Regions from separate parts of the Homo sapiens genome. Here regions 1, 2, 4, 5 and 6 are each linked to region 3. Evidence: chromatin loops called from intact Hi-C (ENCODE). Cell type or tissue: CD4-positive, alpha-beta T cell. All regions are shown on one strand. Region 1 holds the start of RPL36 (ribosomal protein L36). Region 2 has its middle 24 kb from the start of ADGRE1. Region 3 holds the start of CLPP (caseinolytic mitochondrial matrix peptidase proteolytic subunit). Region 4 holds the start of PNPLA6 (patatin like domain 6, lysophospholipase). Region 5 holds the start of NRTN (neurturin). Region 6 holds the start of CTXN1 (cortexin 1).

Region 1 (5,000 bases), 670 kb after region 3:
GCCTTGAGCCTGTTTCCCCGTGGGAGACGGGGACCCTGGTGGGTTTTGGGACTTACTGCTTAGAACCCGGCATCACTGTGTATCGCCGGTCCCCAGGAAGCCCTTTCGTTCCTGGAGGTTAGCACACCTGCTGCCCTCCCACAGGCCCAGGCAGGGCTGACCCTGACTCTGCCCCCAGGCCAAGCGCGCAGGGGTGACGTGCATCGTCCTGCCAGCCGAGAACAAGAAGGACTTCTACGACCTGGCAGCCTTCATCACCGAGGGCCTGGAGGTGCACTTCGTGGAACACTACCGGGAGATCTTCGACATCGCCTTCCCGGACGAGCAGGCAGAGGCGCTGGCCGTGGAACGGTGACGGCCACCCCGGGACTGCAGGCGGCGGATGTCAGGCCCTGTCTGGGCCAGAACTGAGCGCTGTGGGGAGCGCGCCCGGACCTGGCAGTGGAGCCACCGAGCGAGCAGCTCGGTCCAGTGACCCAGATCCCAGGGACCTCAGTCGGCTTAATCAGAGTGTGGCATAGAAGCTATTTAATGATTAAAGTCATTTGCAGTACGGCGGCTTCCTCACCTGCTGCCCCGGGAAGGGTGGGCGGGCCACGGCTTTTGATTCACGACCAGGCAGCACCCGGAGAGGGTGTGGCTCAGAGCGGGCACCAGACAGGGGACTGCGGGCCCCCGACACACCCACACCCACCCACGGACAGCAGGAGAGCCAGGGCTTCTGTCAAGCTGTTCTTTATTTCAGGGAGAGGGCAGGGGAGGGGCTCAGTCTTTCTTGGCAGCAGCTTTCCTCATGGCGGCCAGTACGTTGCTCAGCTCCTCCCGCTTCCTCTTGGCGCGGATGTGCGTCCCCACCTGCCAGGGACGAGGCCGCCGTCAGCCCGGCCCTGACTCCCATCCCACCCCGCCCCTCGGCCGGCAGCGCCCACCTACCCTTTTCTTGATAAATTTGAGGGCCCGTTTGTCCTTGGAGACCTTCAGTAACTCCATGGCGCGCCGCTCGTACGGGGCAAAGCCACACACCTCCCGAATCATGTCCCGCACGAACTTGGTGTGTTTGGTCAGACGCTAGGGGGGAAAGGGGCGGCCGTCAGGGTAGGGGGATCCCTGCATTCTAGTTAAGCAGCTTCTCTCGCGCTGCCGCGATTTCCCTGGCTACTTCCTCCCCTCTGTGGGTAGCTGTGAGAACCAAGGTATTAACGCCTAGCGCTTTTCGCCGCGCCCGGAGCAGCTCCCATCCTCCCTAAGTCCCAGTCTCCGCAACACTGGCAGGACGCACCTGGAGTCTGGGCTGCCTGCTGAATAAAGGCGCCCAATACACTGACACACCTGAAATCCCTCAACCTCACACACCGCAACCTCGGGCCAGCTCCATGAGCGAACTCCTTACTCCTGCGTCAGAACCCCAAACCCGCTGCCCGCTTAATAAAGGCGCCCAATACACTGACACACCTGAAATCCCTCAACCTCACACACCGCAACCTCGGGCCAGCTCCATGAGCGAACTCCTACTCCTGCGTCAGAACCCCAAACCCGCTGCCCCGCGCCGCTCTCAAGGTGCTCCCTCTGCCCCAGCGTGGATTGCACGGTTGGGAAAAACCCAGATGGGTGCCCGCCTTCGAGCACCAGGCAGGAAGTCCCACTCCCCCACCCCATCTCTTCCATTCAAGCCCCCCTTAGTTCTGCGCCCGAACGCGCGTTCTTTCAGGTCGAGAGCCTTTGCCCAAGCCATGCCCTCCGCCCTCCAAGAAACCCCCGACAACCTCCGCGCGGCACCCGCACTCACCCCGCGGCGTCGGCTGTGCCTGGGCTTGCTCACGTTCTTGGTCACTTTGTGGCCCTTGTTGAGGCCCACGGCCATAGGGTAGCGTAGGGCCATGGCTGCGGACAGCGACGGGGAGAAGGGGCGGAGGTGAGTACCGGCTCAGTTCCCGAGGCCCAGAGCCCCGCGTCCCGGCTCCTTCAGCCTCGCTCGCCACAACCAACCATCCTCCAACCTGCACAGAGGACCCGGGAGTCCGGATGGCGGCGGATACCGGCAGTGCGGGAAACCACTTACCTGCTGCTCTCCAGAGACGGCCGTGGCGGAAGGGCTGGCGCCGCGCGGAACTCCGGGATATCTACTCGGCTCAGGAGGCGCAGGCCAGAGAGGCAAGAACGGCACGCGCTCCCCCTGGCGGCTGGAGTCTTCCCCGCCGTTGCGCTGAGCATGCGCGACCGAGCTCCCTGAGCATGCGCGTTTACTCCTGCGAGCCCGGGAGCTGGAGTCGGAACCAGTGGAGGTGGCTATGGCTGCTCTCCTCCCTCTGCCTGTGAAATGAGTTCGAATCCCAACTCCGCCTATTTCGGGCCGACCCTGCATCGACGACATCACCTCTCAGAATTTCTTCACTTGTAGAGCGGGAATAATAATACCAAACTGTATGAACTGTTAAAACGCCCATTAGGCCGGGCGCGGTGGCTCACGCCTGTAATCTCAGCACTTTGGGAGGTCGAGGCATGTGGATCACGAGGTCAGGAGCTCGAGACCAGCCTAATACGGTGAAACCCCGTCTCTACTAAAAATACAAAAAATTAGCCAGGCGTGGTGGTGGGCACCTGTAGTCCCAGCTACTCGGGAGGCCGAGGCAGGAGAATGGCGTGAACCCAGGAGGCAGAGCTTGCAGTGAGCCGAGATCGTGCCACTGCACTCCAGCCTGGGCGACAGAGCAAGACTCCGTCTCAATAAATAAATAAATAAATAAATAAATAAATAAATAGCCAGGCGTGGTGGCATGCTCCTGTAATCCCAGCTACGCAGGAGGCTGAGGCAGGAGAATTGCTTGAGCCCAAGAGGCAGAGGTTGCAGTGAGCCGAGATCGCACCACTGCACTCCAGCCTGGGCGACAGAGCGAAACTCCATTTAAAAAAAAAGGTATTGGTTTTGTTATCAATTGGTCAAGCTCTAGACTAGGTCTGAATACAGCAACGTGTAATAGTGCCCCTTGCGGACATCTGATGTAATTTAGGTGGTGTAGGGACGGGACGCTAAATAACTGAATCGGGTGGCAGAAACACACAAGTTTCCAGTTTTTCTCCTTTAATGCTACTAATATACAAGAAGAGAGTCTCAATTTAGGGCTGCTCTAATTAGGGTTAGCGCTTTCATGTTTTTTCCAGACAGGGTCTTGCTCTGTCGCCCAGGCTAGAGTGCACTGCTGTAATCATAGCTTATTGTAGCCTTGACTTCCAGGGCTCAAGTGATCCTCCTGCCTTAGCCTCCTTAGCTGGGACCACAGGCACATGCCACCACGCCTGGCTAATTTTTTAATTAAAATATTTGTTTGTGGCCGGGTGCAGTGGCTGACACCTGTAATCCCAGCACTTTGAGAGGCCGAGACAGGGGGATCACCTAAGGCTAGGAGTTCGAGACCAGCCTGGCCGACATGGTAAAACCCCGTCTCTACTAAAAATACAAAAAGTCAGGCGTTGTGACCCACACCTGTAATCTGAACTATTTGGGAGGCTGAGGCACAAGAATCGCTTGAACCCCGGAGGCAGAGGTTGCAGTGAGCCTAGATCGCACCACTGCACTCCAGCCTGGGCGATAGAGTGAGACTCCGTCTAATAAATAAATAAATAAAGACAGGGTTTCACCATGTTGGCCAGGCTGGTCTCAAACTCCTGACCTCAAGTGATCTGCCCACCTTGACCTCTCAAAGTGCTGGGATTATAGGCGTGAGCCACTGCTCCTGGCCCTCTCAGCCTCCATTTCCCCACCTGTGAAATGGGATTGAGAGTCAAGGCCCCTGATACACACACCCCCTCCCGCTGCCCGCTGGCTGCTAGCAAATTGGAATTACCAAGGAATTTGAACAACAGATATGCAAGAGAAGAAGAGTTTTTATTCTCGAACAAGAGGCTGGGTCCAGCTCAGAACACACTCTTTCCCTCCTCCTCCCGCTCAGACCCTGCCACCAGGTAGACGAACAGTGTAGACGCCCCTGCAGGTGTGAAGAGTACCAGAGACCCCAGCTAGGGGAAGCTGGCAGGAGTTGGGGGGGTTCCTCCCAGATGGAATGAATGGAAAGAATAAATCAGGGACTTAAAGGCGCAGGCAGGAGATGGAGAGGGGTCCATGGGTGGCTCAAGGGTGGCGTGGCCTCTCTGAGCCTTAGTTTCCTCATCTGCAAAATGGAAGCAGTCACGTCATCAATCATGGCCAAACAGGTGAGGCCTTGCAAGTCCCCGACAAAGGCGCCTAACACGGGGCACCTGCACCTCCCAAGCCGTGACTGGTTCCAGGTGCCCGTCGTTTTTCTCGGTTTTGCTTTTCTGTCTTGATGACTTCATCTTGGGCTGTGGCCACCCTCTCAGGGGTGTCTCTGTGAGTGTTCTGGCTCCAGGGACAGTTGGAGGGAGGAACATTGCCGTCTGGGACTGGAGGGGCACCCCCCGGTGCTCAGGCTGCCGCGGCCGTGACGTTGAGCTCCTGGCGGATAAACCAGGCCCGCGGGCGCGGTAGCCAGCGCCGGAGCAAGCACAGCAGGCGGAAACGCCACGGGTAGAAGACGCCGGCCGCGCGCGTGGCGCCGCCGCGGATCACGGCCAGGGCTGCCTTGGGCCCCGGGGCCGCCTTGACCCTCGTGACTCCCCTGGGGACAGGAGGGCACGGTGGGGACTGCGGCTGGGGCTGGGCCATGGCCCCCAGCCCAGCCCCCAGCTTGTCCGGGCCTCACCTGACTGCCTCGGCGGCGGAGGCGCGATCTCGGAGGCCCAGGACGCACATGGTGATGGCCACGTTCACGTCCTGCACGTCCAGCTCCCGCCGCAGGGAGCCGAAGAAGCCGTCCAGCGCAAACTTGGCCGCCGAGTAGGGAGTGGAGAACGACGTGGGCACGCGGCCTGGGGGCGCGGACGGCAGCGGCTGAGTGGCTCCCCCTCGTCCGGGAAGCCTGCCCAGACCCTCCAGGCTCACCCGCATCGAGCTCCCCACTCCCCGTCCCGCAGAGCCGGGGCCG
Region 2 (5,000 bases), 500 kb before region 3:
GCAGAGAAATGCCACACTCTGAGATGAATTCAGGCGACCGAGAGAAGGCTAGTGCTCAAAATTCTCTCGGCCCTGAGGAAGGGGCTAGATTTCTTTCTTTCTTTCTTTCTTTCTTTCTTTCTTTCTTTTTTTGAGGCAGAGTCTCGCTCTGTCGCCCAGGCTGGGGTGCAGTGGGACGATCTCGGCTCACTGCAAGCTCCGTCTCCTGGGTTCACGCCATTCTCCTGCCTCAGCCTCCCGAGTAGCTGGGACTACAGGCGCCCGCCACCACGCCTGGCTAATTTTTTTGTACTATTTTAGTAGAGACGGGGTTTCTCCGTGTTAGCCAGGATGGTCTCGATCTCCTGACCTCGTAATCCACCCGCCTCAGCCTCCCAAAGTGCTGGGATTACAGGCATGAGCCACTGTGCCCGGCAGGAACCATTTTTAAATATGCCAAAGCATTCTGTTCTTTTTTTACTTTTCTTTTTTTTTTTTTTTTTTTGAGACAGTCTCACTGTAATGCCCAGGCTGGAGTGCAGTGGTGCGATCTCGGCTCACTGCAAGCTCCGCCTCCCGGGTTCACGCCATTCTCCTGCCTCAGCTGCCCGAATAGTTGGGACTATAGGCGCCTGCCACCATGTCCGGCTAATTTTTTATATTTTTAGTAGAGACGGGGTTTCACCGTGTTAGCCAGGATGGTCTCGATCTCCTGCCCTTGTGATCCGCCTGCCTCGGCCTCCCGGAGTGCTGGGATTACAGGCATTAGCCACCATGCCCGGCCTCAAAAACTTTTTTATTTTTAAAGTTTTAAATAAAAACTTGCTAGCATGTTACTCCACTTTATTTTTCTCCATGGAGCTAATCTCTAAGTAAACTCCAGCTGAGGCCACATCCTCGCCCAGCTCCTTCCTCTGCCCCTTCCTGCTGCCTGTGGCCAGCATGGCCAAGGCAGGAAGGGAGATGCAGATTACATAGGACCTTATGGTTATCCCCGTGCCTGAGCTCTCTGATGTTAGTTGTGCTTTTGCTGGGTGGACTGGAGGCAAGGAAAGTGAGGATACTTATGATGACTTGAAATCAGCTGTGGGCCAGGTGCGGTGGCCCACACCTGTAATCCCAGCACTGTAAGAGGCCGAGGCGGGCAAATCATCTGAGGTCGGGAGTTCAAGACCAGCCTGGCAAACAGCCAAACCCCATCTCTACTAAAAATACAAAAGTTAGCTGGGCTTGGTGGTGGGCACTTGTAATCGAGCTACTCAGGCAGCGGAGGCAGGGAGAACTGCTTGGAACCCAGGAGGTGGAGGTTGCAGTGAGCTGAGATTGTGCCACTGCATTCCAGCCTGGGCAACAGAGCAAGACTCTATCTCAAAAACAAAAAAACAAAAAACAAAAAAAAAAGAAGAAAAAAGAAATCAGATGCGGTGGGACTATTTACACCATAGGAATGGGCACATTCTATGCGAATATCCACTGTTTGAATCATCCCCACTCCGGCCAGGCATGGTTCACACCTGTAATCCCAGCACTTTGGAAAGCCAAGGCAGGTGGATAACCTGAGGTCAGGAGTTCGAGACCAGCCTGGCCAACATGGTGAAACCCCGTCTCTACTCAAAAGAAAATACAAAAATTAGCTGGGCGTGGTGTCGGGCTCTTGTAGTCCCAGCTACTCGGGAGGCTGAGGGAGGAGAATCACTTGAACCTGGGAGGTGGAGGTTGCAGTGAGCCAAGATCACACCATTGCCCTCCAGCCTGGGCGACAGAGTGAGACTCTTTCTCAAAAATAAATAAATAAATCACCCCCACACCACGGCTCCCCAAATCCTGCAGCTTAGAGCTCAAACATCCAAACCTGACTTCTGAGGCCCCCTAACAGCCTTCTCTTTGGAAACAGTCTAATCAGAGAGTTTGAGACACTGAAGCCAAATCACCGAAGGCCACCAGAGGGCACTACATAGCTTCAAATTGGTGCTGTGGGGTTACAATGGGCAAGATACGCGGAACTTGGTTCCGCGGCTCAAATGCCAGGACAATGCGGAAGTGTTGGCTGCCTAAGAACAAGTCCCGCCTTGCGTGAATGGTACCCATGAAATATGACAGCTCCCTATGTGACAATCTGCCTCGCGCCTCACTTCATTGCCTGGAATTCCACCATTAGGGAGTCATTCCTTTGGATAAAAAATGTTCCTCTGGAAAAAAAAAAAAAAAGTTCCTCTGGGCCGGGCGCGGTGGCTCACGCCTGTAATCCCAGCACTTTGGGAAGCCGACGCGGGCGAATCACCTGAGGTTAGGAGTTCGAGACCAGCCTGGCCAACATGGTGAAACCCCATCTCTACTAAAAATACAAAAATTAGCTGGGCGCTGTAATCTCAGCTACTCGGGAGGCTGAGGCAGGAAAATCGCTTGAACCTGGGAGGCGGAGGTTGCAGTGAGCCAAGATCGCGCCACTGTGCTCCAGCCTGGGAGACAAGAGCGAGACTCGGTCCCACCCCCACCCGCCCCCCCCACAAAAAATGTTTCTCTTCCAGAAAATATTAAATAGTTCAAGTTGAGACCCCTAGAAAGCACTAGAAATTAAAGACGTGGGAAGAATCCTCAGACCACAGAAAACAGCTGTAGGTGGAGACCCTTCCACCTACTTTGTATTTCTCTGCCTTCTCAACAATATGAACGTGTTTGGCTGCGGACGTTGGCTCACGCCTGCAATGCCAGCGCTCTGGGAGATTGCGCTATCGAGGTGGCGCACTACTGCTGCTGTCCATCAGGGGGCAAGCGCGGCTTTAATTTGTGGCTGTCTGCGGTGGGACTGCCTGGCGATGTGTCTGTGTGATGTTTAGGAATGTCCCTGTTTGATCTAGTGGGTGTCTGTCTGACGGCGTTTGAAGTCTATATCCGCTGATTTCATTTGTCTTTATCAGTGTTTGTAAATTCTTAGGGCTGGGGGTAGGAGTGAGTGAGTGTGTGTGTGTGTGTGTGTGTGTGTCTGTCTGTCTGTATTGGGGGCTGTCCGTTGTACATTCACCATGTTGGCCAGGCTGGTTTCGAACTCCTGAGCTCAAGTGATCCACCTGCCTCGGCCTCCCAAAGTGCTAGGATTATAGGCATGAGCCACCACGCCCGGTCTCCCAACAACTTTTCACCCACCCCACCCCCACTTTCCTCCCTCTCCAAGCAAAATGAGCCCCTTGAAGTTTCCAGAACCTACCAGGATCACTATCATTTGCCCCTCTCCCTAAAAAACTTTCCCTTCATTATTTATTATTATTATTATTGAGTCTCACTCTGTCGTCCAGGCTGGGGTGCAGTGGTGCAATCTCAGCTCACTGCAATCTCTGCCTCCCAGGTTCAAGTGATTCTCCTACCTCAGCCTCCCGAGTAGCTGGGATTACAGGCACCTGCCACCACACCGGCTAATTTTTGTATTTTTAGTAGAGATGGGGGTTTCACCATGTTGCCCAGTCTGGTCTCGAACTCCTGACCTCAAGTGATCCGCCGCCTCGGCCTCCCCAAGTGCCGGGATTACAGACATGGACCACCGTGCTAGGCTGTCCCCTCATTTATTTTCTAGGTGACTCCATCCAGCTGATTATACAGTTGCCACCTTAGATGTTTCCTCCTCCAGGAAGCCCTCCCTGACCATCCTCCCCTACTCAAGCCTGGGTTAGATCTGTATTTGCTCCCACAGCCACCTGTGTTCCTTATGAAATTCATCAACTCTGTGTTATAATTGCCTGGTTGATTGTTAAGTCCCCTACTGGATTATACGTGCTTTTCAGGCAGGTCTGCGCCTGAGTCATTCACACAGCCTGGGGCTGAAGGTGAGGGCCACCCAGGAACTCCAAGAACAAGTCCATGACCTCAACCTCACCAACACCCTGAACTAGACAGCCCAGGTAGCCACCTTAGGCCATAGGTAGGTTCATGGTGTGACTCTGGGGGAGTCACGGGAGGGGCAGAAACCCCCCGTCCTAGTTCCTGATCCCTTGTGACTGCATTGCTTCCTCCAACACCCATTTCTAGATTCATGGTTCCTCAAACATGAAAAACACTTCACTCCAGGCTTCAGAGGCTATATCCTGCACCTGGCCAGGTGTGTGCAGGTACCATCTAGGCGTTGGCTTACCTGGGGTTGCAGAGAGAGCTAGGATATACCAAGATCCCCACCCGGCACTAGAGTGACGGTTAAGAGCGTGGTTCTGTGCTTAGGTGCATACCGACTCTCTGCCTGTGGCGAGCTGATTTTATCTTTCTCTGGTTCAGAGAGGCGAAGTCTTTCCCAAAACTTTATAGCTAATTTCACAGGGGCACAGAGGACCTTAGAATCTCTTGGAGCCCTGACCACTATGCTCTATTTCATATAAAAATAAAAACTGGCCAGGCCCAGTGGCTCACGTCTGTAATCCCAGCACTTTGGGAGGCCGAGGCGGGCGGATCACAAGGCGAGGAGATCAAGACCATCCTGACTAACACGATGAAACCCCATCTCTACTAAAAATGCAAAAAATTAGCCGGGCGTGGTGGCGGGCACCTGTAGTCCCAGCTACTCGAGAGGCTGAGGCAGGAGAATGGCGTGAACCCGGGAGGCGGAGCTTGCAGTGAGCCGAGATCGCGCCACTGCCCTCCAGCCTGGGCGACAGAGCAAGGCTCCGTCTCAAAAACAAAAAAAACAACAACAACAAAAAGAAACCCGGCCGGTTGCAGTTGGCTCACGCCTGTAATCCCAGCACTCTGGGAGGCTGAGGTGGGCAGATCACGAGGTCAGAAGATCGAGACCATCCTGGCCAACATGGCGAAACCCCTGTGTCTCTACTAAAAATACAACTGTTAGCTGGGTGTGGCGGCGTGTGTCTGTAATCCCAGCTACTCGGGAGGCTGAGGCAGGAGAATCGCTTGAACTTGGGAGGTGGAGGTTGCAGTGAGCCAAGATTGCACCACTGCACTGCAGCCTGGCGACAGAGCTAGACTCCATCTCAAAAATAAATTAATAAATAATAAAATAAGATAAAATACCACGAAGCTGG
Region 3 (5,000 bases):
TGGAGTGCAGTAGCGCGATCTCAGCTCACTGCAACCTCCACCTCCCGGGTTTATGCAATTCTCCTGCCTCAGCCTCCCGAGTAGCTGGATTACAAGTACACCACCATGCCCGGCTAATTTTTGTATTTTTAGTAGAGATGGGATTTCACCACGTTGGCCAGGCTGCTCTCAAACTCCTGACCTCAAGTGATCAGCCCACTTCAGCCTCCCAAAGTGCTGGAATGACAAGCGTAAGCCACTGCGTCCGGTCTAGAAGCAGCTCTTTAAAGCAGGGTTCACAAACACAAATGCTTCCAGGGGTTGGGAGGTGACAAAAACAAGTGACACGGCCCAGGTGCAGGCAAAAGGCAGAGCGCTTGCTTTACAGTCAGCTGACTCTTGCCAGATGTGCCAGTGGACCATGGGATCAGATCTACTAAATTTCCAAGAGAAACTAGAAATCAGGCCAGGCGTGGTGGCTCATGCCTGTAATCCCAGCACTTTGGGAGGCTGAGGCGGGTGGATCACTTGAGGTCAGGAGTTCAAGACCAGCCTAACATGGTGAAACATCATCTCTACGAAATACAAAAAATTAGACAGGCATGGTGGCACATGCCTGTAATCCCCAGCTACTTGAGAGGCTGAAGCTGGAGAATCGCTTGAACCCAAGGAGGCAGAGGTTGCAGTGAGCTGAGATTGCAACACTGCACTCCAGCCTGGGTGACAGAACGAGACTCCATCTCAATAAAAAAAAAAAAAAATGCCTCCATCATAAGTGCTCAATCAAAATTGACTACTTTTTTTGGGGAGGGGGAAAAAATCTACCAATTATGATTATTTTTGAGATGGGCTCACTACAGCCTCGACCTCCTGGGCTCAAGTGATCCTTCTCCCTCAGCCTTCCGAGTTGCTGGGACTACAGGCACACGCCACATTGCCCGGCTAATCTTTGTACTTTTTTTGTAGAGATGGGGTCTCACTACGTTACCCAGGCTGGTCTTGAACTCCTGAGCTCGAGCAATCCGCCCGCCTCAGCCTCCCAAAGTGTTGGGATTACCGGTGTGAGCCACTGTGCCCGGCCTAAAATCTACCAATTTTTAAATGTCAGCCGGGTCAGGTTGGCAGAACAGTATGTGCAGGATCAAAGAGGCCACATCCTGACTTGTGAACCGAGGCTCAAAAGCCAGCAACAGGCACCTTTTGGTGGTTTAAAGCCACTTCTGGAACTCTGACGCTCTGCACCCTTTCCCAGAGAGAGAACATCCCTGACCCGGGATTCTGGTCCCCTGAGTCACCCGTGTGCCCTGACGAGTGCCCCTGGCACCCAGGAAAGACCCTGCTCACCAGGGCTGTTGATGTACATGTGGATGGGCTTCTTGTTGCTCTCGGATTGCAGGAAGAGGAGCTGTGCGATAACAAGGCTGGCAACGCTGTCATCGATCTGCAGGTGGAGAGGGCAGGGGTGTCCCCAGATTCGGGGTGGGGAGAGAGTTTTAAGGGAGGCTGGGGATGGGTCAGGGAACCAGGAAGGGGGACCAGAGCCCAAAGTAAAAGGGATGGGGAAGAATTTAGGCCCCAGAAGGGGATGGGGAGAGAGTAGTGGAGAGGACCCAGGGGGTTTGGAGCACAGGAAGGGGGGAGTCAGGGGGCTAGGGACACAGGAAAGGAAGGGGTGAGAATGGCTGGGGAGAGTCTTGAGCGTAGGAATGAGGGGAGCGGTGCCAGGTGTCAGGAAGGAAGTCGGAGATTAAGAGCCGAGGAGCAGAGAAGGGGTGAGGAGCGGGTTGGGGGACCGGGAGCCAGGAGGGGAGTCAGAAGGGGAGGGAAGGGGGTTAGAAGGGGAGCGGAGCCTGAGGGAAAGTCTGGGGCCAGGGAAGGAGGGGCGCAGGGAGTGTCGGCAGGCGCTTGGGAGAGTCCTGGGGAGGGTCCCGGCGCGGGGCGCTCACCGGGCCCATGACGCACACGATGCGCTCCCGCAGCAGCCGCGAGTAGATGTCATAGGCGCGCTCGCCGCGACCCTGGGGGTAGAAAGATGGAGGTGAGGGGCCGGGGCAGCCAGCCGATCCCCACCCAGCCCGGAGCCCCCGAACCGTGTCCCCGCCCGGCCGCCGTACCGTCTGCTCCACCACGATGGGAATGAGCGGGAGAGCCCGGGTCGCCGTCGCGTGCAGGCACCGCTGCAGGGCCAGGCCGTTCTGGAGTGTCCGCTGCGGCGGCCGCTGCGCTGGAAAGTGAGCGGCGAGGCGAGGCCCCAGCGCGGGGTACCTGCATGACGCCACCCGGGCCCCCCCTACCAATATTCCGGGCCACATCCCTCCGCACGCCCCGGTCGGCTTCCGTCCGATGGCGGAACTACAGCTTCCGGCGTGCTTTGCGCCTGGGAGCTCGCTCGCTAGGCCGCTCACTTCCAGGAGTCTGGGCGGGCGCCATTAAGGGTGAGGCGGGGATAGGGACGGAGCCTGAAAGGGAGGAGCCAATGAAGTAAATTGAGTGGGCAGGGCTGGAGAAGTTTTAGAGTCTCCAGTTCGAGTCCCCTTACCGACCAATTCGTCTTCTTTTTTTTTTTTTTTTGAGACGGAGTCTTGCTCTGTCACCCAGGCTGGAGTGCGGTGGCACGATGTTGGGTCACTGCAACCTCTGCCTTCTGGGTTCAAGCCATTCTCCTGGCTCAGCTGCCCCAGTAGCTGGGATTACAGATGCACACCACTGCACCCGGTTAATTTTGTTATTTTTAGTAGAGATGGGTTTCACCTTGGCCAGGCTGGTCTTGAACTCCTGACCTCGTGATCTTCCCACCTCGGCCTCCCAAAGTACTGGGATTACAGGCGTGAGCCACCGCGCCCGGCCTCGTCTTCGTTTTCTACTGTTTCTGCTTTATTTATTTTTATTTTTTTGAGACAGAATCTCACTCTGTGGCCCAGGCTGGAGTGCAGTGGCGCCATCCTAGCTCAATGTGGCCTCAAATTTCTGGGCCCAAGCAACCCTCCCTCCCACCTTGCTCTCCAGAGTAGCTGGGACTACAGTTGTGTGCTACCACATCTGGCAAATATATATATATATGTATTAGAGATGGGGTCTTACTATGTCGCCCAGGCTGGTCTCAAACTCCTGGCCTCAAGTGATCCTCCCACCTTTGCCTCCCAAAGTGCTGGGACTACAGGCATGAGCCACCACACCCCACTTATTCCTTATTTTAAAAATAGCTGCAGGGCCGGGCACAGTGGCTCACGCCTGTAATCTTAGCACTTTGGGAGGCTGAGGTGGGCGGATCACGAGGTCAGGAGATCGAAACCATCCTGGCTAACACGGTGAAACCGCGTCTCTACTAAAAATACAAAAAATTAGCCGGGCGAGGTGACGGGCACCTGTAGTCCCAGCTACTCAGGAGACTGAGGCAGGAAAATGGTGTGAACCTGGGAGGTGGAGCTTGCAGTGAGCTGAGATGGCGCCTCTGCACTCCAGCCTGGGCGACAGAGCCAGACACCGTCTCAAAAAAAAAAAAAAAAGCTGCAGTGTTCCCACAGCTCATCTTGGAAGAGGGGTCCCAGAGAGGACTTAGCCTGGGTCTTGGCCTTGAAGAGCTTCCAGCCTGGTGTGGCCGACTTCTACTGAGACCTCCTCATTCATTTTTTGGCCACCTGTGGAGTAGATTGTGGGAGCCCAGAGAAGGGTGTTGTGGATTCTTCCTGGAGATCAGACCGGAAAGCATTCCTAGGAGAAGCAGGTATTGGAATTGGGCTTTGCAGGATAAGTAGGAGTTTGTTAGCTGGGGAAAGGCATTTCCAGCAGAGGAAAAAGAATGGGCAAAATGGTGGAAGTAGGAAGATTGCTGGTAATGTTGGGACTTCTCTTTTTTGCCACACCTTCTCAAGCCAGATTCTTTTTCATCATTCAGTTCAATGTCACTATCTAAGAGGTGCCCACTGCTTCATCCCCAAAGTCTAGAATAGTGCCTGACACACAGTAGGTGCTCATTAAATACACATTGAACCAAGAGATGAAGAGGTGATAAAGGAGGTAGGTAGAGGGCTTTGGAGGCATCTGCAGAGTGGGGATAATGATAACCTACCTCCTAGGTTTGTGCAGAAAGTCCTCAGAAAGGGTCCAAAAATGTGTAAAAAGTGCTCAGTTTGAATGATTTATTGCTGTGTTAGATCAGGGACCATGGAAGTCTGAGAAGTCTTCAGGTCCTCCCACATGGGAGTCTACTTGAAGTGTTTTTTTCTTTTTTTTCCCGGGGCAGTCCTTCGAATCACAGCAGATTCAGGCGAGGTGTTGTGGTGGCTCATGCCTGCAATCCCAGCACTTTGGGAGCCCAAGACATGTGGATCACCTAAGGACAGGGGTTTGAGACCAGCCTGACCAACACAGTGAAACTCCGTCTCTATTAAAAATACAAAATTATCTCGGCATGGTGGTGAATGCCTGTAATCCCAGCTACTTGGGAGGCTGAGTCAGGAGAATCACTTGAACCCAGGAGGCAGAGGTTGCAGAGAGCCGAGATCACACCACTGTACTCCAGCCTGGGCAACAAGAGCAAAACTCTATCTCAAAAAAAAAAAAAAAATCACAGCAGATTCAGAGAGACTCCTGAAGTGGATTTTGATGTATAAGAAGTTTACCAAGCAGTAAGCGGTAGACTCTTTTTTTGTTTTGAGTCAGTGTCTCGCTCTGTCACCCAGGCTGGAGCACAGTGGTGTGATCAGAGCTCACTGCAGCCTTGAACCTCTGGGCTCAAGCTATCCTCTCACCTCAGCCTCCCAAGTAGCTAGGACTAGAGGTGCATGTCACCACATCTGGCTAATTTTAAAATTTTTTGTAGAGACAGGGTCTCCCTATGTTGCCCAGGCTGGTCTTGAACTCCTGGACTTAAGTGATCCTCCTGCCTCAGCCTTCCAAACTGCTGAGACATGAACCATCATGCCCAGCTGGACTCTTTTTTTTTTTTTTTTTGAGACAGAGTTTTGCTCTTGTTGCCCAGGCTGGAGTGCAATGGCACAATCTCGGCTCACCACAACCTC
Region 4 (5,000 bases), 1.2 Mb before region 3:
TCAGGGAGATCTTGGGCTAACTCTTCCCTAGGTCACAGAAAGCTCAGACAGCCCTCTGACAATCATGAAGATATCAGGGTAGTCCCTTAAGAGTGTGCAAACACTACAGACAGCTCCTGTGATGTGGAGAAACCTGAGGTATAGACCCTCAACTGATCATGGGGAACTTTGAGATAGTCCTTCTACTCAACTCACAGAAAGCCCTGCCATTGGCCGGGCTCAGTCGCTCATGCCTGTAATCCCAGCACTTTAGGAGGCCGAGGCGGACGGATCACAAGGTCAAGAGATCGAGACCATCCTGGCCAACATGGTGAAACCCCGTCTCTACTAAAAATGCAAAAATTAGCTGGGCATGGTGGTATGAGCCTGTAGTCCCAGCTACTCGGGAGGCTGAGGCAGGAGAATCTTTTGAACCGAGGAGGTGGAGGTTGCAGTGAGCCGAGATCGTGCCAGTGCACTCTAGCCTAGTGACAGAGCAAGACTCCATCTCAAAAACAAACAAACAAACAAACAAAAAAGAAAGGACTGCCATTGCAGGACTATTGATCATGGAGAGCCCTGCCCTGGTGTGAAGAAACCCTTGAGGCAGACCTCCAGGTAGACTACATGACGCACAGGGATCCCAGAGCCAGCACCCAACTTGCAAAGAGAGTTGGAGAGCCTTTCTCGCAGACCTTGCTGCCAACAGGGATCTCTGATGCATCCTTCCTATATTTCTAGTGCAAGAAAATTCATAAGATAGCCCCTAGGGAACAGAAACTCCTGAGACAGCCTCCTTAGTGTGGGAAGAACTTCAAGGTCCATAACATAGGAAAGATGCCTTCTGATGTACAGAGATGCCTGAGATAACCCCCGGAGAAGAGAGGCTGGAGGCTGGAGATAGCCCCTTTAGGAGATCGTAGAAACACAATTACCTCAGTGAGGTACCCTGGAAGAAAACCACTCATGTGAAGAGACTCATGAAATAACCTACATGGAAACCCCTGATGTAGACCCCCCCACTAAGTATATGGCAAGACCTCTGAGATATTGACTTGGGAACAAATAGCTCAGATACTCCAGTGGAAGGAGAAGGTCACTGAGGTAGCCCTCAGGGAAGAGATACCCTAGAGACAGCATGTCTGGTGTGGAAGAGCTCTGAGAGGAGAGTCCAGAGATGTCTCTCTGAAACAGGAAGACTTTCTTCTTCTTCTTCTTCTTTTTTTTTTTTTTTTTTTTTTTTTTGAGACAGAGTCTCACTCTATTGCCCAGGCTGGAGTGCAGTGGCATGATCTCAGCTCACTGCAACCTCCACCTCCCAGATTCAAGTGATTCTCCTGTCTCACCCTTCTGAGTAGCTGGGATTACAGGCCCATGCCACCACGCCCAGCTAATTTTTGTATTTTTAGTACAGATGAGGTTTGCCATGTTGGCCAGGCTGGCCTCAAACTCCTGATCTCAGGTGATCTGCCCGCCTTAGCCTCCCAAAGTGCTGGGAATTACAGGCATGAGCCACAGCGCGCAGCCAATATGGGAAGACTTCCACAACACTTTGGTGTAAGCTGATTACTCAAAAGGCCCCTGAGATAACCCCTAATACCAGGTCACACCCAGCACAGCCTTACTTCTTGGCAATGTTGAGCATCTTCAGTTTCTTCCTCATGCGTGGCCGGGAGGTGGCGGAGACAGAGGTATCCACGAGGGAGGAGGTGGATTGTGACACCTGGGAGAATGAAGGCGGAGATGGGTGAATTGCTAATTCAGACCTTGGAGAAGAGGCAGACGGATCCAGGGGGTCTCCATCAAGGAAGGAGCGGTGGCGGACACTAAGAAGTGTAAATAGGGAAGGGGCGCGGCCTCTGTGTGGTCAGGGCGGACCCCAGGGGTCCCGGACTCACCTTCCGCATAATCTTCCGGCCATAGAAGAGCACTTTGTCCCTCTTCCGGAACCGATACCGGGGGCCATCCGGGGCTGGGGTTTCTGGGGATAGGTGGGGACAGGGGCACTCCGAGCTCTGTGCAGACTCCACCCTGCCAGAGCTGGGGTACCGCGAACAGACGCCAGCAAATCCCCATCTCTGCCGCCTCGGGACCCGGGCATTTGGGCCCCCCACCATACAGCCTCCCAAGAGGGGCCCCTCGGGTGCTCACTTGGCACTCGCAGCCTCCGCACCACCAGGAGGATGAGCACGGCCGTGACCACCACCGCCACTCCGGCCCCGATCATCACGCCAAGCACCTGAGGGACGAACGGCACTGGCTGCGCACCGCAAATCCGTCCCGCCGAGCCTTCCCCGGGCGCCAGGACGTCCTGGAACCCATCCCTCTCCGCCACCTTCGCCCCCGAGGAGTTCGTAGCCAGCCCGTGACTCGATGTCCCCATCTGCAGAATGGGCCAGTGCTGCTCCCTCCCCGGGGGCGCGACTCTTCCCTGAGGCCCGGCGGCCCGCAGTGCATGCCGGGAAACGTAGTTCCGCCCGAGCGGACGCAGCGCGTTATCGCCAGACCACGTAATGCGCGCTGAGCACGCCGGGAGTTGTAGTCCTCTTGGCGCCCCACGCCGGCACCTACCCGGTCTCCGCCCCACCCCTTACCATTCCAGTTTGCAGCGGAGCCTCCATCGGTTGATTCCAGCTGGACGGCCGATCTGGTAGCCCGGAGTCCTGGGAAATCAAGGAGTCGAAGGAACCCGTGCAAGTCGTCAATCTGGGCCCACCTCTCCCCTGCCTCAAGCCCTGCCCCCAGCTCAAGCCCTGCCCTCTGGGGTGGCGGGGGAAGCGTCTCCAGCTGCCAGGGGCGAGGCTAGAGGGGCGCTGCGGGACTAAGGGATGGAGCAAACCGACCTCTCGGCCCTGGCCAGGAGATGAGGCGGGTCCCCGGCTTCCTGCTCCCTTCGCCTACGCGTAGGGCCTACCAGACGCCCGCCTGTCCAACCCCACCCCGGGGCCAAAGGCCGACCTGGTACCCACTGTCAGCAGCCTGCAGGCAGGTCCCCACAGGGCACGGTCCTCTGCACCTGGTGACTTCCTCCCGGGTCACTGCCCTCTGCAGGGTTGATCAAGCCTGACCACCCCACCCCCCAGGCCGCACCCCCTACTCCGTCGAAGACTGAATGCCCCACCCCAGGAAAACGGGCCCGCAAACCGTGGGGTCCGGGAGTGGGCACCTAGATACTCGGCTCCCGACGCAAGCCTGCCCCGGGGAAGACCCAGGAGCTGGGAGGCACGGGAGTACTGCCGGGGCATCCGCGGAAGGCGTCTGATACCCACGTTTCAGAAGAGTCCTGGGATGCTTGGGGTGGCGTGGGCTTGCAAGGCGCTGCTGGTTTTTGCCGGGGATTTACTATCACGTAGTAGTGAAGTTATGGGGGCTCTATGGCACAGAGCATCACTGGGACTCCGGGACCGATGGTGGCGCCATTGCTGGGAGGCGTAACCAGAGACGCTGGGATTAGTGGGTGGGGATGCGGGGTCACTGGAAAGTTACTGAGATTCTGAGGATTACAATACTACTGCTGGGAAAACCAGGAGGTGGGTGGGCACATTCCTGGGGTGCTTATGAGAGCGGGCCTGGGGAGGGCGTCCGGGCTCCTTGGAAGATACTGAGAGATGCTGGAATATTACTGGGATTTTTCTGGGAAGCTGAGGATGTTTCTGACATCGCTAGAATATTAATGGAAATTCGGGGGCCGGGAGATAGGAATCCCGGAGACTCCGAGTCGTTACTTGGAAAATTCCTGGGTGGCCGGTCCTCTTCCACCTCAGGGCACAGCTGGCTACCGGTGTGGAAACACCTGCCGAGACGTGGGGGGTATGGGAACATCAGAAAGTCTAGAGTTAACAGGAATCGGAGGACAGATCGTGGGAAAGCGGAGGCTCGCTAACGACCCTCGAAGGGACACCCCTGCGAGGCTAACGGAAACCCAGACTCACCCAGGGGCCGCAGCCGGGGTCCACTCCGCGCCAACACCGCTAGCGTTCCGCCCGGCTCCGCAGGCACGGCCCCTTTAAATTATTCACTCCTAGTCGCACCGCAGTCCCTCCCGACCCTCCCACCCCTCCTCCCCGCGCCATGCTTGGAAGGCCGACTGAGGCCGCCATGCTGAGTGTGGCCGCGCCTTAAAGGGCCTCACACCGCTTAACGCAAGGACTGCTCCTCCCGCTAAAAATGAAAACGACACATTTATTTTCCCTTTTATTCAACACCCTCCCCACCCAGTCTCCCCGCCCCCAAGGGTCCGACACGAAAGGTCCAGGCCCTCCTCGGGCGCGACAGGGAGCCGATCCTTAAAAGCAAACCCTACAAATAAATAAGCGGGGTCGGGGGCGGGGGTCTCTGCAGTCCAGGGCCTACGGTCCAACGGCAGTCAGGTCGAATCAATTCACCAGCAGCGAATGCTCCTCCGAGGGGTCCCTGGAGGAAGGAAGCAGGGAAGAGGGGCGTCAGTTTTCTCTGGCTCGCTCCCCTTTCCCCATTCCCTAACCTCCAATCTGAATGTGCCAGACCCGGGACTCGAACCTTCCGCAGCAGCAGAGAAGGCTGCAGGCCGAGCCGCTCCCGCGGCGGAACTTGCCGGAGGTGGGGCTGTCCTGGCACTGTGCGATGTAGGCCTGCAGCTCGCTCTCCTCTGCGCCTGCGCCGCCGGGATGCTGGGGAGAGAAGCCGGGAGGCTCAGCCTGAAAGTGGCTCCCAACCTCCAAGGCCCTTGAAGTCCGCCCTCCCCTCCAGCCATATCTGCATCGCTTCCCACCTCCGGGCCTTTGCACTTGCTGGGCCTGCTCCACCCGTTGTTCCACAGTTTGCTTGCACAGAGGGACCTTCCCTGACCCCTGAACCTGGATACAAGCTGTGTCTTTGCCAGTCTGTGTCTTTGCCTTCTGCTGTAGGTCCAGCACCTACAGACCTAGAGCCAGGGCTGACATGACCTCGATGCTCAGAAACCATCTATTGAGTGAGCTGGATGCACGCTGAGCACAGCAGTGGGAGCAGGGCCTGAGACTGCCCACCTGAGTGGATGCATG
Region 5 (5,000 bases), 560 kb after region 3:
CTGGGAGAGCCATTTCTCTCTCCAGCACACCCCCCTCCCCACTAATCTGTCTGCAGCCCCCTTGGGCCTAATAACTCCTAATCCACAAACCACCTCCTGGGACAATTCGGGGCTATCCCCGTGCAGGAGACACCTTTTATAAAAAGCAGGAAAGGCAGGCACAGCCTCCCGCCACTTCACATCCAGGCTTTGCCCTTAAGGGACCCCCACCCCCAACACCAAAGGGTTTCACGCCCTCTGGTGGCTGAACGGGCTGCTCCAGGAGCCGAGAGGGCCCGGCCCTCACCGGAGGACACCGTGTCCCCGGCGGCGGCGGCGGCGAGCAGGGAACGCGCCACTGACAGATGTTTACTTCTGTGCGCAGCTGGACCGCGACGGCAGCCCCCCGCCCGGGCTCTGCAGGATCCGGAAGCCCCCCAACGGCCCCTTGGAGACCACATGGCTAAAGGGCTGTCTGGGTCTCGCCCTCCTAGAGGCTAAGGGGATTCTGGGGAGGGCACCGTGCGTTCCTCAGATGCACACTTGGAGGTTTTAGGAGACAGGAGTGCGCCCGCCCCGTCGGACAGGGACACCGCGGCTGGATTCGGGCTTGGAGAGCCGCTTAGGATCTGGCTTCACGCCCCCGCCCCTCCCCACGCGCTGACCTGTCGTCCCTCTGACCCCACCCTCATACACCCGCTGGTTCTGCTGCAGGAGGGAATCCCCTGGTCTACTCGGAGTCCTCAGCACCCTCCATGCCCCGTCCATGGGGCAGGTCGTCCCCGTCGTACCCTGCTGCCCCCCCACCTGCCCCGCCTGCCCCTTGCTTACCTGCTGTGGGCGCCGGACTACCCGTCAGTGGCGGCCGCGCGGCCCCAGCCCCTGCCCCAGCCGCCGCGACCGCCATCCGGGCCGCCTGGGCCCGCGGTGCCCGGGGGGGGCCCGGGCCGGAGGGGGCGGCCGCGGGCGGGGTGCGGCGCGGGCCGGCCCATGGGGCCCCCCGGGCTCGCTTAGCCGCGGGCTGCGGCCATCCCGGGCCGGCGGGGGCTGGGGCTGGGGGTGGGTGCCCTGGACGGCCGGCGGCTCAGAGGGCGCGGGGCGCGGGGGCGCACGGACGGCGCAGGCGGCCTCGGCGCGCAGCACGGGGCTCCGGGGCGGCGGCGAGAGGGACCTGGGCACTCGGAGCGGCTTCAGGGCGCGCTCTCCCGCCGCCTCCGCCCGTCCCGCCGCGGACGGCTCGGCCGGCGCGGGGCCGGGGGCGGGGCCGGGGGCGGGGCTGGGGGCGGTGGCTCGGGTTTCCCCGGCCCTCCCCGCCCTCCCCGCCCCCGCCGGAGGGGACCGGAGGAGCGCAGGTGGCAGAGGCGCGGGAACCAACCACAGAGCCCCCTTTAGACGGCTTTCTCCCCCGGCCCCGGGGACTCCGACGGCTCCCCTTCGGGAGAGCCGGGACCCCAAGACACCCCCTCCGAAGGTGTCTAAGAGCCGCAGCTGTCCCGACGCCAGTGCCTGTGGCCCTTGGCGCCCCCCACATTCTATCGAGGATCTGACCTTTCTGCCAGACCTCCCAAACCTGTCCCAGGTCCCCTTCCAGAGAACAAGGCGCCAAGAAGTCCCTTCACTAAAGAAGCCCCTCAAGGGAAGCCCCCAGAGCGGCGCCCCCCTCAAACTAGCTGTTTCCCATCCTCACTCCGGGGACCCCTGACGGCTCCTCTTGCCTAAATCCGGAGCTCCAAGACGCTCCCCCGACCCCTTCTGGCGAACTAAGACCCATGGCCCACACCCCAACAGCTGTGGCCCCCGCATACAGCTCCCCCCACCCCACTGAGGATTGGGGTGTCCCCCTCCAATCTCGTCCCAGGTTCTCCTTCCCCAGAAGCTGAAGAAGCCCCCTCCCAAGAAAGCTCTTCCAGGGAACTGAGACGCAAAGTCTTCCCCTCGGACGGATGACGACACCCGCTGTCCTCAGCGCCCCCCATCAAGCAGTAAGTCCCCCAGTGCGGCCTCAGAGCCCTGCAGGGGATTTCTCGCTCCTAGCTCCCGCCGGCGCCCCCTCCTGGCACCAAGGCTCACGGGCAGGGGAGCCCAAACCCACCCGGGCTCCTCCCCGACGGCTCCGCGCTCCCACAGCGCTCCCTGGCGGCGCCGGGCTAACTCGGGGACGGGACTGGGATGGCTGAGCTGGGCTGGGACTGCTGCGGCCCCGCCCCCGCCCCGCGGGGTGACCGAAAAACTCCCGCCCTGCAGACTCCTCCCCGCGCCGCCTGCGTTCTTGGAGCCCCCGTGCTCTGGTTTCTCGCTCCCGCCGCTGAGGTTCTTGGGGCCTCCTCCTCACTCCGGCCCTGGCTGCCTGCATGTTTCTGATTCCAGCAGCCTGGGGGTTCGCATGCAGATTAGGCCTTCCTAGAAGATCCCTAACCCCAACATATGCACGTCCCCACAAAGCGCCTGTAAAACTTGCGGGGCCGCGCAGTGCGCGCGGTGATGGGGACACTCACGCAGCCTCGCCTCCTGCTGCACGCGGGCTGATGCACGCGGTGCTGTGCACGTGCGCGGGGTGCGTGCTGGAATGTGAGTTGTGGGTGGGGGGACGAGAGAACGGACCTATGTCAGAGAAGTGGCAGCCTGTTCCCAGATCTAGGATGGAAGTTAACAGGGATCTGTGTTCTGTGTGGCCTTGGGCCTTCCCCCCCGTGCCTCAGTTTCCCCACTTGTAACAGGGTATTACTAGTAGATCTTCACTGTGTTCTAGTAAGGACTGAATGAGTGTGAACAAGCTTGTATAAGTAATGAGTAAATGTGAATAAGTAAGTGAGTAAGCCTGGCAAGTTGGGGGTGATGTCCCAATGTCTGCCATTACTAGTGTTCCCAAATGTTCACTCCCAGAAACCCACTCCCAGTGACACACATACCCTAACCTCAAACACACACCCTCAAACCTTTATTCCCGGTGGGGTCACCCCCCCTGCCATCTCTCTTTTTTTTTTTTTTTTTTTTGAGACGGAGTCTTGCTCTGTTGCCCAGGCTGGAGTGCAATGGCATAATCTCGGCTCACTGCAACCTTCGCCTCCTGGGTTCATGTGATTCTCCTGCCTCAGCTTCCCAAGTAGCTGGGACTACAGGCGCGCGCCACCACGCCCAGTTTAGTAGAGAAGGGGTTTCACCATGTTGGTCAGGATGGTCTCGATCTCTTAACCTCGTGATCCGCCCGCTTCGGCCTCCCGAAGTGCTGGGATTAGAGGCGTGAGCCACCGCGCCCGGCCTATCTTTCCTTCTCACACAAACCTAGACGCCCTAGTGAGCACAGACACTCCTGCACTGTCACACCCCGCCCCACCCCCGGGTCCTCACACGCAGACACACGCTGACACAACCCCTCCACGAGTATCTCACAAGGTCACGCGTACACTCTCCTGCGGGGGTCCTTCCTTACCCCACGCCCTTCTGAATGCACTCATGCCCACAGACCCGGGGTTCACTCAGCCCGACACACACACACACACACACACACACACACACTCTCAGCAGATCCTTACACACCCCCACGCTGCCTGGCACTGGTTAGTACACACACACACACCCACACACACACACAGACACACACATACACCCCGGGCCCCGTCTGGAAGGCACAGCCACCCCTGCACACACACAGCAGGGCCAGGAGCCCACCCCCACCCCAGCCCTCCATCATTAAGCTGTCACCAGCTGCCCCTCCACTGCCTCCCGCTCACCCCACACCGCCTGTGCCCCCTCCCCGCCGCGGCTGGGGGCCATGGGGGCGGGGGCCGAGCAGACACATGGGGCGCAGGACACACACACATGTGCCCACCATGTGGACGCTTGTAAAACGGTTGCCCCGGCAACAGCGACTTGAAAGAGTTGGTTCTTCCTCTGGGATTGGGGGGAGACGCTAGGGGCGTGTCCAAGGTAGGGGGCGGGGCGGGGCGCAGGAGGTGGGGACGCGAGGACCTACGCCCAGCTACAGCCATTCCACTCAGGGACACACACGCTGAAACAACCACACACGTGGTTGGAGACCCCGTCGCACCGGGGGACACGGAGACCCTGCCTTGCTCAGCCCCATGTGGTCACACCAGGAACACAGTTCCTTCCATCCTGACACCCTCCCAAATCACCCGCACACTCTCTCTGTCACCAACCCACATGCTATCTCACCCCCTGTGACAGGCGGTGACAGACACCCTGTCACACTCGCTGACCCACACCAAAGCCGGGAACTGAGGTGCACAGGGACACACGGGCCCCTCCAGGATCCCTCCACCCCCTATCCCAGAAAGGAACCCAGGGACCAGGACTCTCCATTAACACCCCTCTGTGAGCTAGGTGCAGTGGCTCATGCCTGAAATCCCAGGGCTTTAGGAGGCTGAGGCAGGAGGATCAATGGAGGCCAGGAGTTCGAGACCAACCTGGGCAACATCCGGAGACCCCCATCTTTACAAAATAAAACTTTTTTCAAATTAGCTGGGCGTGGTGGTGCACGCCTATATTTCCAGCTATTTGGGAGGCTGGGGCAGAAGGACCCCAACCCAGGAGGTCAAGGCTGCAGTGAGCTATGATCATACCACTGCACTCCAGCATGGGTGACAGAGCGAGACCCTGATCCCCCCCCCCCAAAAAAAAAACAAAAAACAGCCCTCTGAATTCCACCCCTTTCCAAGAAACTGTCTGGGCTTGGCTGCCCGGGAGGCCAGGGAACTCAGAGGCTGGCTCTATTTGCAGGAAACAAGGGTATTTACAATGCTTTATTTTTAAATCTTTTTTGTCCCAGACTTGGGCTGCCGCAGGGCGGGCCGGATGTCGCCAAGTACTGAGCCTCTCTTTCTTCAAGTGCAGCCTGTGTGTAGGATCTGTGGTCTTCCCAGAGCACAGATATGGGGAAACTGAGGCTCAGAGAGGAGCAGGAAGGCACCTGACCTTTTGTTTTCTTTCTTTCTTTCTGGATACAGGGTCTCACTTTGTCACCCAGGCCGACGTGCAGTGGCGCCATCATAGCTCACTGC
Region 6 (5,000 bases), 1.6 Mb before region 3:
AGGGGAGCAGCCGGGCTGTCCTCTGAGGCACATCCCCCCTCTCGGCCCCTCTGCAGCTGGCCATGGGCAAGATGATGGAGCAGGGGCCGGTGCTGATCATCACCTTCCAGGCACAGCTGGTGATGGTGGTCAGGAACCCCAAAGGCGAGGTGGTGGAGGGTGACCCGGTGAGTGAGGGAGTGGGATGGGGCAGGCACATGACACCGCCTGTCCCCAAGATCTGTGTGTGGCCACCTGGCAGAGACCCCAGCTCAGAGCCCTGAAGCTCTGGGACTGGGTGGGGATGTGGAGAAACCTCTGGGCCAGAGTTTGGGGTTGAGGGAGGTCGGAGACCAGCAGACCTGTCTGTTTTTACCAAGGCTGAGTGGTTCCTGAGTCTAGGCAATTGTGCTGGCCTCTGCTCCCAGCCCCTGGGGAAGTTGCCGGTGGCTCCTGCCCCACAGAGCCTGGCCCCCCCCCAGAGCTGCCTGGGTCACCTCAACCCTCTCAACAGTGCCCTTCCCACCCCACCCTGCAGGACAAGGTGCTGCGGATGCTGTACGTGTGGGCGCTCTGCCGAGACCAGGACGAGCTCAACCCCTACGCGGCCTGGCGGCTCCTGGACATCTCGGCCTCCAGCACCGAGCAGATTCTCTGAGTGTGGTGCCGGAGCCAGGTAGCCCCGGCCTGGGTCATCAGGCACAGAGGCACCGCAACACCACCTGCGGCAACTCCAGACCTCTGGGAACAAGACTGCGGGCTCTGCCCCCAGCTCTGCCAGGACGGCTGCAAGACCAGCTGGCCCGGGAGGGGACAACGGGCTGTTGCGGGTGCGCGGCAGCTGGAGACACTCCCCCGCAGGGCCAACCCCTGCCCTGTTGCTCTGCCCTGCAGGGGTCCCGGCGCCTGGTCACCTGGGGTGCACACAGGTCACACAGTGCCAAGAGGCCCCAGGGCCCAGGGACTCCCCCCACAGCAGGGTGGGACCCGGGACCCGCGGCTCAGTGGCCCGCTAGCCACGTCAGCCAAGCCACTTTAGGTCCATTTTTTAATTTTAACAGTGCTCTTCCATCTTGTGCATAAGCCTGAGATTTGGAAAGAATAAAACACCGAATTGCAGAAGAGCAGCTACGGAGTCTGAAGTGTCTTCTCTGGCGCGGGAGTGGCCGAGGCGATGGTGGGGGTGGGAGCAGGCGGCTGCTGTGGGAGGCGGTCAAGGTCGAGTGAGGAACTGCAGCCGCAGTGGGTGGACGCCTTGCCCAGGGCTGGACCCTGAGTTGGAAGACGAGGCCAGTGACAGACAAAACTAGGGGGACTTACTCATCCCAGTGACCTGCCTGAGCTCTCTGAGAATTGAGGTCCCCAGGGCCGGGGGAGCTTGAGTGCCCATATGAGTGTTTTAGGGCCACTGAGGTCCCCCCACAAACAGGGAGTCTCGAGTGGGGTCTATCGCGGAGGAGAATGCAGGCACAGGGCAGGCTGGGGGGCCCGAAGTGCCAGGGGAGGTGGGAGTGGCAGCTGCCCACTCCCCGGCGAGGTCGTGGGTGCTCGCGGGTCCTCGGGGCTGGGGTTCCGTCCTCCCGCAGGCCCGGGCGGGGTCGCTGGCTCGCGCGCCGCTCCCTGCGCAGCCTCCGCCCCCTGCAGCCCCGCCCCCCGCGGCGGCCCCGCCCCCGTCGCCATAGGAACAGCCGCGGCGGCCCGGCTCGCGCGCTGCTTGCCTGCCTCGGTCTCCGCCGCTCCAGGGGCGGGTGGGGTGGGCTGAGCCGGAGCCCGGGCCGCCGCCGCCGCCGCCGGGGAGAGGCCGAACGCGCAGCCGGCGCGGGTCCCTGAGAGAGCGCGGCCGCCGGGCGGTCGGTCCCCGTCCGGGTCGAAGCCAGGGTGAGGGGCGCGCCGGGGCGGGGGCGGTGGGGGAGGGGGTCCCAGGCCGCCGAGAACAAAGGGAGCGGGGGCAGGGGCCGCGGGGACCGTCCCCACGCCGCGCGCCCGGGCCGCGGCCGCGCTTTCGCACCTGTTGTGTGCGGCCCAGGCCGGGCGCGGCTCCGTTTCCCGGCTCTCAGCGCCCCCACCTGCGCGCACGGCCAGAGTTGGGTCCCCGCGTGGTGGTGGCGGCGATCCGGCGGGCCGGGCATGGGCGTAGCCCGGGGACCGAGGCGCGGGCGGGGGATGGGGTCGGGCACGTTAAGGGAGGCGGCGGCGGCGGCGGCAGGAGGGGGCGAAGCGGAGGAGGCGCGGGAGGGAGGGCGCAGCCTCATCCCCGGCGCCCGGGGCGGGTCCCCTCCTCCGCAGGGCGCGCGGCGATGTGAGCCATGAGCGCGACGTGGACGCTGTCGCCGGAGCCCCTGCCGCCGTCGACGGGGCCCCCGGTGGGCGCGGGCCTGGACGCGGAGCAGCGCACGGTGTTCGCCTTCGTGCTCTGCCTGCTCGTGGTGCTGGTGCTGTTGATGGTGCGCTGCGTGCGCATCCTGCTCGACCCCTACAGCCGCATGCCCGCCTCGTCCTGGACCGACCACAAGGAGGCGCTCGAGCGCGGGCAGTTCGACTACGCGTTGGTGTGAGGGGCGCGGCGCCCCCTAGCCGGCCCTGCGCCGGGGTCTCAGAGGGCCGGCCCGGCGGGGGGCGCCGCGGGGCCAGGACTGCGCTCAGGATCCCGCCCCGGAGCCCCCAGCCCGGGGGAGAGGGGGAGGGAGTTGGGAGAAGCCCAGCCCCTCCCCCTCGAGACCCCTCCCATGTCCCTTCCTGGCCTGGCCGGAGCCCCACCTCGTGCCTTTATCCGCCCTGTCCCTTCCTCTCTGCGCATCTCACCCGCCCGGCTGGCCCCCACCCCCGACTCTGAATCCCGGGCGGGAGGAGGACCCCCGCACCGCCCCCTCCCCAGCGTGTAAGTGGCTCTGCTATTGTGCGTCCCTGGAAGTGGGGACCCCCTTGTCCCTCCTCCCTCCCCTGTTGTCTGGCCGTCGTCAACCCCACCTTGACTGAGTGTTGAGCCCGTCCTTGGGCTCTGGTCCCTGCGGGGCAGGCTCTCCCGGGCCCACGGGGCGGACGCTGCATACCAATTTGCCCTGCACCGCCTGTCCCGGAGACGGAGCCCGAAGGCCTGCCATGGCGGCTGTGTCGAGGATGCGTGGCGCCTGCCGTGGCGGGACAGCGTGGGCAGGCTCATTTCTGCCCCCAACCCGGGCCCCAGGACAGGTCAGCGCGCCCTGCCCCGGTGCCCACCGCTGCCCCCCATCCGCCCTCCTGCCACTTGCCCCTGACCCCCCTGCCGTGCCTCCCGCAGCCCTCCCATGCCGTTCCACTCCTCCCTGCCTCTGAGCCGAACATGATAATAAAAGCTATTATTGAGCGCTTACTGCATGCCAAGTAGCGTGCTGAGTTGGCACCTCCTGTTTATAGCCTGTCTCCTCTTCGGGATCGTGAGAATGAGCCAGGCCCTGTTAGCATCCCTATTCTACAGGCCAGGAGACCGAGGGCCAGGCAGCTCCAGTGACTGACTTGCCCACAGTCACATGGCTAGAGTCTGGTAGGGCTGGAAGTGGAACCCAGGTCTGGCTTTTGCATGTTTTTAAAGCTTCCCAGGGCTGCAAAGACACCAAGATCACAAGCACCTTTCACCGGCTTTGGGGGGGGGGGCTGATGTGTAACCCCCAGCTGCCTCCCCTCCACACACAATTCTGTTGATCTGGGGAGGCGCCGGGGGTGGTGAGAGAGACTCAGCCCTGTGGGGAACTGGGAGGCGCACCCTCTGCCAGCCCTGGAGGGAGGCTCCGACGACCGACCGTACCTGCAGCCTAAGCCTCCTCCCCCTGCCCACCACCATTGGCAGCGTTTGTGGGTCTGGTGCGGTGGGGCGGTGACCACGGACGGAGTGGGCTGGCTGTGCTCCAAGGCCCTCCCAAGAGATGTGCACCCCAGGGGAGCCGTGTGCAGTGTGTGGGGGGAGGAATGAGCGTTTCTATAAAAGGCAGGCTGGGTGAATGCACAGGCTCCGAGAACGGAGAATTTACCGACTTGGATTACTAGCTGGGCGTGGGACGCGGTGCCGTGGGAGGACATCTGCTTCCCTCTCTAGGACCCGACCCTCGGTCCACACCCACAGGGCAGGTGAAGCTGATGGAGGGGGCCTCAAGCGGGGTCCCAGCACCCCCAGGGGTTTGGGGTCAGCCCTGACTCCAGTACCCCTCCCTCCCCGCCTTCTAGGGATCCTTGAGGTCCCAAAGCCACCCCAGGGGACACTCCACTCCCACTAGCCTCCTGCCACTCGGGGCAGCCCACCCCTATCTATCTTCCTCTAACCGCCCAGCCTGGGGCTCAACTCCTTCCACCGGGTCACCCCCACTCTCTGCTGCCTTCTCCCCTCCACCTGTGCGATGTGATTTTGCCCTACTCTGAAACCCATCCCTGACGCCTGTCCCCAAGGTGCCCTGCCGGCTCTCCCCATCCACACTTGTCAGCTTCACAGTCACCAAGGGGCTCCTCACCCCAGGCCTCATCACACCAGTCAGGTGGCAGCTCTCCTCCCTGGCACACACCCCCAGCCCTGTGACCCCCAAGCTCTGACACTTCAGGGCCCCCACTTCCATCTTTAAGTCACAGGTGAAAGAGAAAGAGAATGATAACTTTATTCATGGTCACAGAATACCCCCGGGAAGGGGAAGGACCTGGCAGCAGGGAGTAACCACGACTGGTCAGTTGAAGAAGGTGAGGATGCTGGCCCCGAGGTGTACAGGAAGGGGGAAAATGTGCGAGGGCCTTTACGGTGGGCAGTGCCAGCTATGGCCCCCCAGCAGACAACAAGGCACAGTGGGGCTTGGGGACTGGGGGAGGCCAGCCCTGTCCGCCTGTCCTTGACATCAGGAGGCTTGTGAGTGGAGTCCTGCAACCCCCACCCAACCCCTGTACAACGGGGGTTCCATTTCTGAGACCCCCAAAGTATGGGGCATCTTAGAGGCCCGCCCCACAGCTGAGCATCATCTCAAGGACCTTCCCCCATGACGGGATCCTCAGAAAGAGCCAGGGCCAGC

What was found. A loop is a pair of places that touch in the nucleus more often than their neighbours do. Peaks named below come from ENCODE experiments on the same cell type or tissue, not always from the same donor. Only the 100,000 strongest peaks of a DNase experiment are listed, where the experiment ranks them.
Region 1: a loop joins it to region 3, with 3 times the contacts of the local background. A loop is called at or near these places in 6 of 110 quality-filtered maps.
Region 2: it touches region 3 in a loop (2.1-fold over the local background); 7 of 110 quality-filtered maps call a loop at or near these places.
Region 4: a loop joins it to region 3, with 21 times the contacts of the local background. A loop is called at or near these places in 4 of 110 quality-filtered maps.
Region 5: it touches region 3 in a loop (5-fold over the local background); 4 of 110 quality-filtered maps call a loop at or near these places.
Region 6: a loop joins it to region 3, with 4 times the contacts of the local background. A loop is called at or near these places in 3 of 110 quality-filtered maps.

The regions. Positions count from the first base shown.
Region 1 is chr19:5,687,387-5,692,386 of GRCh38, reverse strand. HSD11B1L (hydroxysteroid 11-beta dehydrogenase 1 like) reads right to left here. Exons shown (of 8, transcript NM_198706.3): 7 at 4,719-4,884; 8 at 3,865-4,634. The coding sequence ends at 4,442. It overlaps RPL36 (ribosomal protein L36), which reads right to left and starts at 2,092. Exons shown (of 4, transcript NM_033643.3): 1 at 2,060-2,092; 2 at 1,787-1,881; 3 at 934-1,068; 4 at 512-855. The coding sequence starts at 1,879. The coding sequence ends at 766. LONP1 (lon peptidase 1, mitochondrial) reads left to right here. Exons shown (of 18, transcript NM_004793.4): 18 at 179-553. The coding sequence ends at 355. RefSeq lists enhancers at 391-440, 501-550, 738-1,263, 1,264-1,789, 1,790-2,315 and 2 more and silencers at 981-1,030, 4,849-4,908. In CD4-positive, alpha-beta T cell, CTCF peaks have their summits at 2,164 (motif pointing left) and 4,847; DNase peaks (open chromatin) are centred at 736, 1,616, 2,176 and 2,986; H3K4me3 peaks cover 2,351 bases; H3K27ac peaks cover 1,940 bases.
Region 2 is chr19:6,860,679-6,865,678 of GRCh38, reverse strand. No RefSeq gene overlaps it. Among named protein-coding and RNA genes, the nearest start is that of ADGRE1, 24 kb to the left of the region's middle. RefSeq lists an enhancer at 2,536-2,675. In CD4-positive, alpha-beta T cell, CTCF peaks have their summits at 1,732, 1,934 (motif pointing right), 2,325 and 2,755 (motif pointing right); DNase peaks (open chromatin) are centred at 1,968, 2,768 and 3,858; H3K4me3 peaks cover 988 bases.
Region 3 is chr19:6,358,866-6,363,865 of GRCh38, reverse strand. CLPP (caseinolytic mitochondrial matrix peptidase proteolytic subunit) reads right to left here and starts at 2,335. Exons shown (of 6, transcript NM_006012.4): 1 at 2,094-2,335; 2 at 1,926-1,997; 3 at 1,324-1,420. The coding sequence starts at 2,291. It also overlaps a transcript of ACER1 not described here. RefSeq lists an enhancer at 703-1,660 and a silencer at 1,859-2,088. In CD4-positive, alpha-beta T cell, no CTCF peak of the experiment used is centred here; DNase peaks (open chromatin) are centred at 1,145 and 2,375; H3K4me3 peaks cover 2,454 bases; H3K27ac peaks cover 1,715 bases.
Region 4 is chr19:7,533,151-7,538,150 of GRCh38, reverse strand. MCOLN1 (mucolipin TRP cation channel 1) reads right to left here. Exons shown (of 14, transcript NM_020533.3): 13 at 4,498-4,628; 14 at 4,142-4,392. The coding sequence ends at 4,356. PNPLA6 (patatin like domain 6, lysophospholipase) reads right to left here and starts at 2,434. Exons shown (of 32, transcript NM_001166114.2): 1 at 2,131-2,434; 2 at 1,878-1,960; 3 at 1,605-1,702. The coding sequence starts at 2,362. RefSeq lists an enhancer at 2,360-2,599. In CD4-positive, alpha-beta T cell, no CTCF peak of the experiment used is centred here; DNase peaks (open chromatin) are centred at 2,470, 3,270, 4,050 and 4,380; H3K4me3 peaks cover 3,206 bases; H3K27ac peaks cover 1,911 bases.
Region 5 is chr19:5,801,262-5,806,261 of GRCh38, reverse strand. NRTN (neurturin) reads right to left here and starts at 1,195. Exons shown (of 3, transcript NM_004558.5): 1 at 811-1,195. RefSeq lists an enhancer at 2,010-2,304 and a silencer at 2,005-2,304. In CD4-positive, alpha-beta T cell, CTCF peaks have their summits at 43, 246 (motif pointing left) and 2,058 (motif pointing left); DNase peaks (open chromatin) are centred at 251, 681, 1,331, 2,111 and 3 weaker places; H3K4me3 peaks cover 1,534 bases; H3K27me3 peaks cover 1,412 bases.
Region 6 is chr19:7,922,824-7,927,823 of GRCh38, reverse strand. It overlaps SNAPC2 (small nuclear RNA activating complex polypeptide 2), which reads right to left. Exons shown (of 5, transcript NM_003083.4): 5 at 4,574-5,000. It overlaps CTXN1 (cortexin 1), which reads left to right and starts at 1,689. Exons shown (of 2, transcript NM_206833.4): 1 at 1,689-1,857; 2 at 2,266-3,333. The coding sequence starts at 2,286. The coding sequence ends at 2,534. TIMM44 (translocase of inner mitochondrial membrane 44) reads left to right here. Exons shown (of 13, transcript NM_006351.4): 12 at 57-167; 13 at 518-1,106. The coding sequence ends at 637. It overlaps LOC124904629 (a long non-coding RNA gene), which reads right to left and starts at 2,419. Exons shown (of 2, transcript XR_007067120.1): 1 at 1,988-2,419; 2 at 1,014-1,251. RefSeq lists an enhancer at 259-1,008 and silencers at 1,505-1,774, 2,305-2,394. In CD4-positive, alpha-beta T cell, a CTCF peak has its summit at 2,492 (motif pointing right); DNase peaks (open chromatin) are centred at 1,653, 2,023, 2,443, 2,976 and 2 weaker places; H3K4me3 peaks cover 238 bases.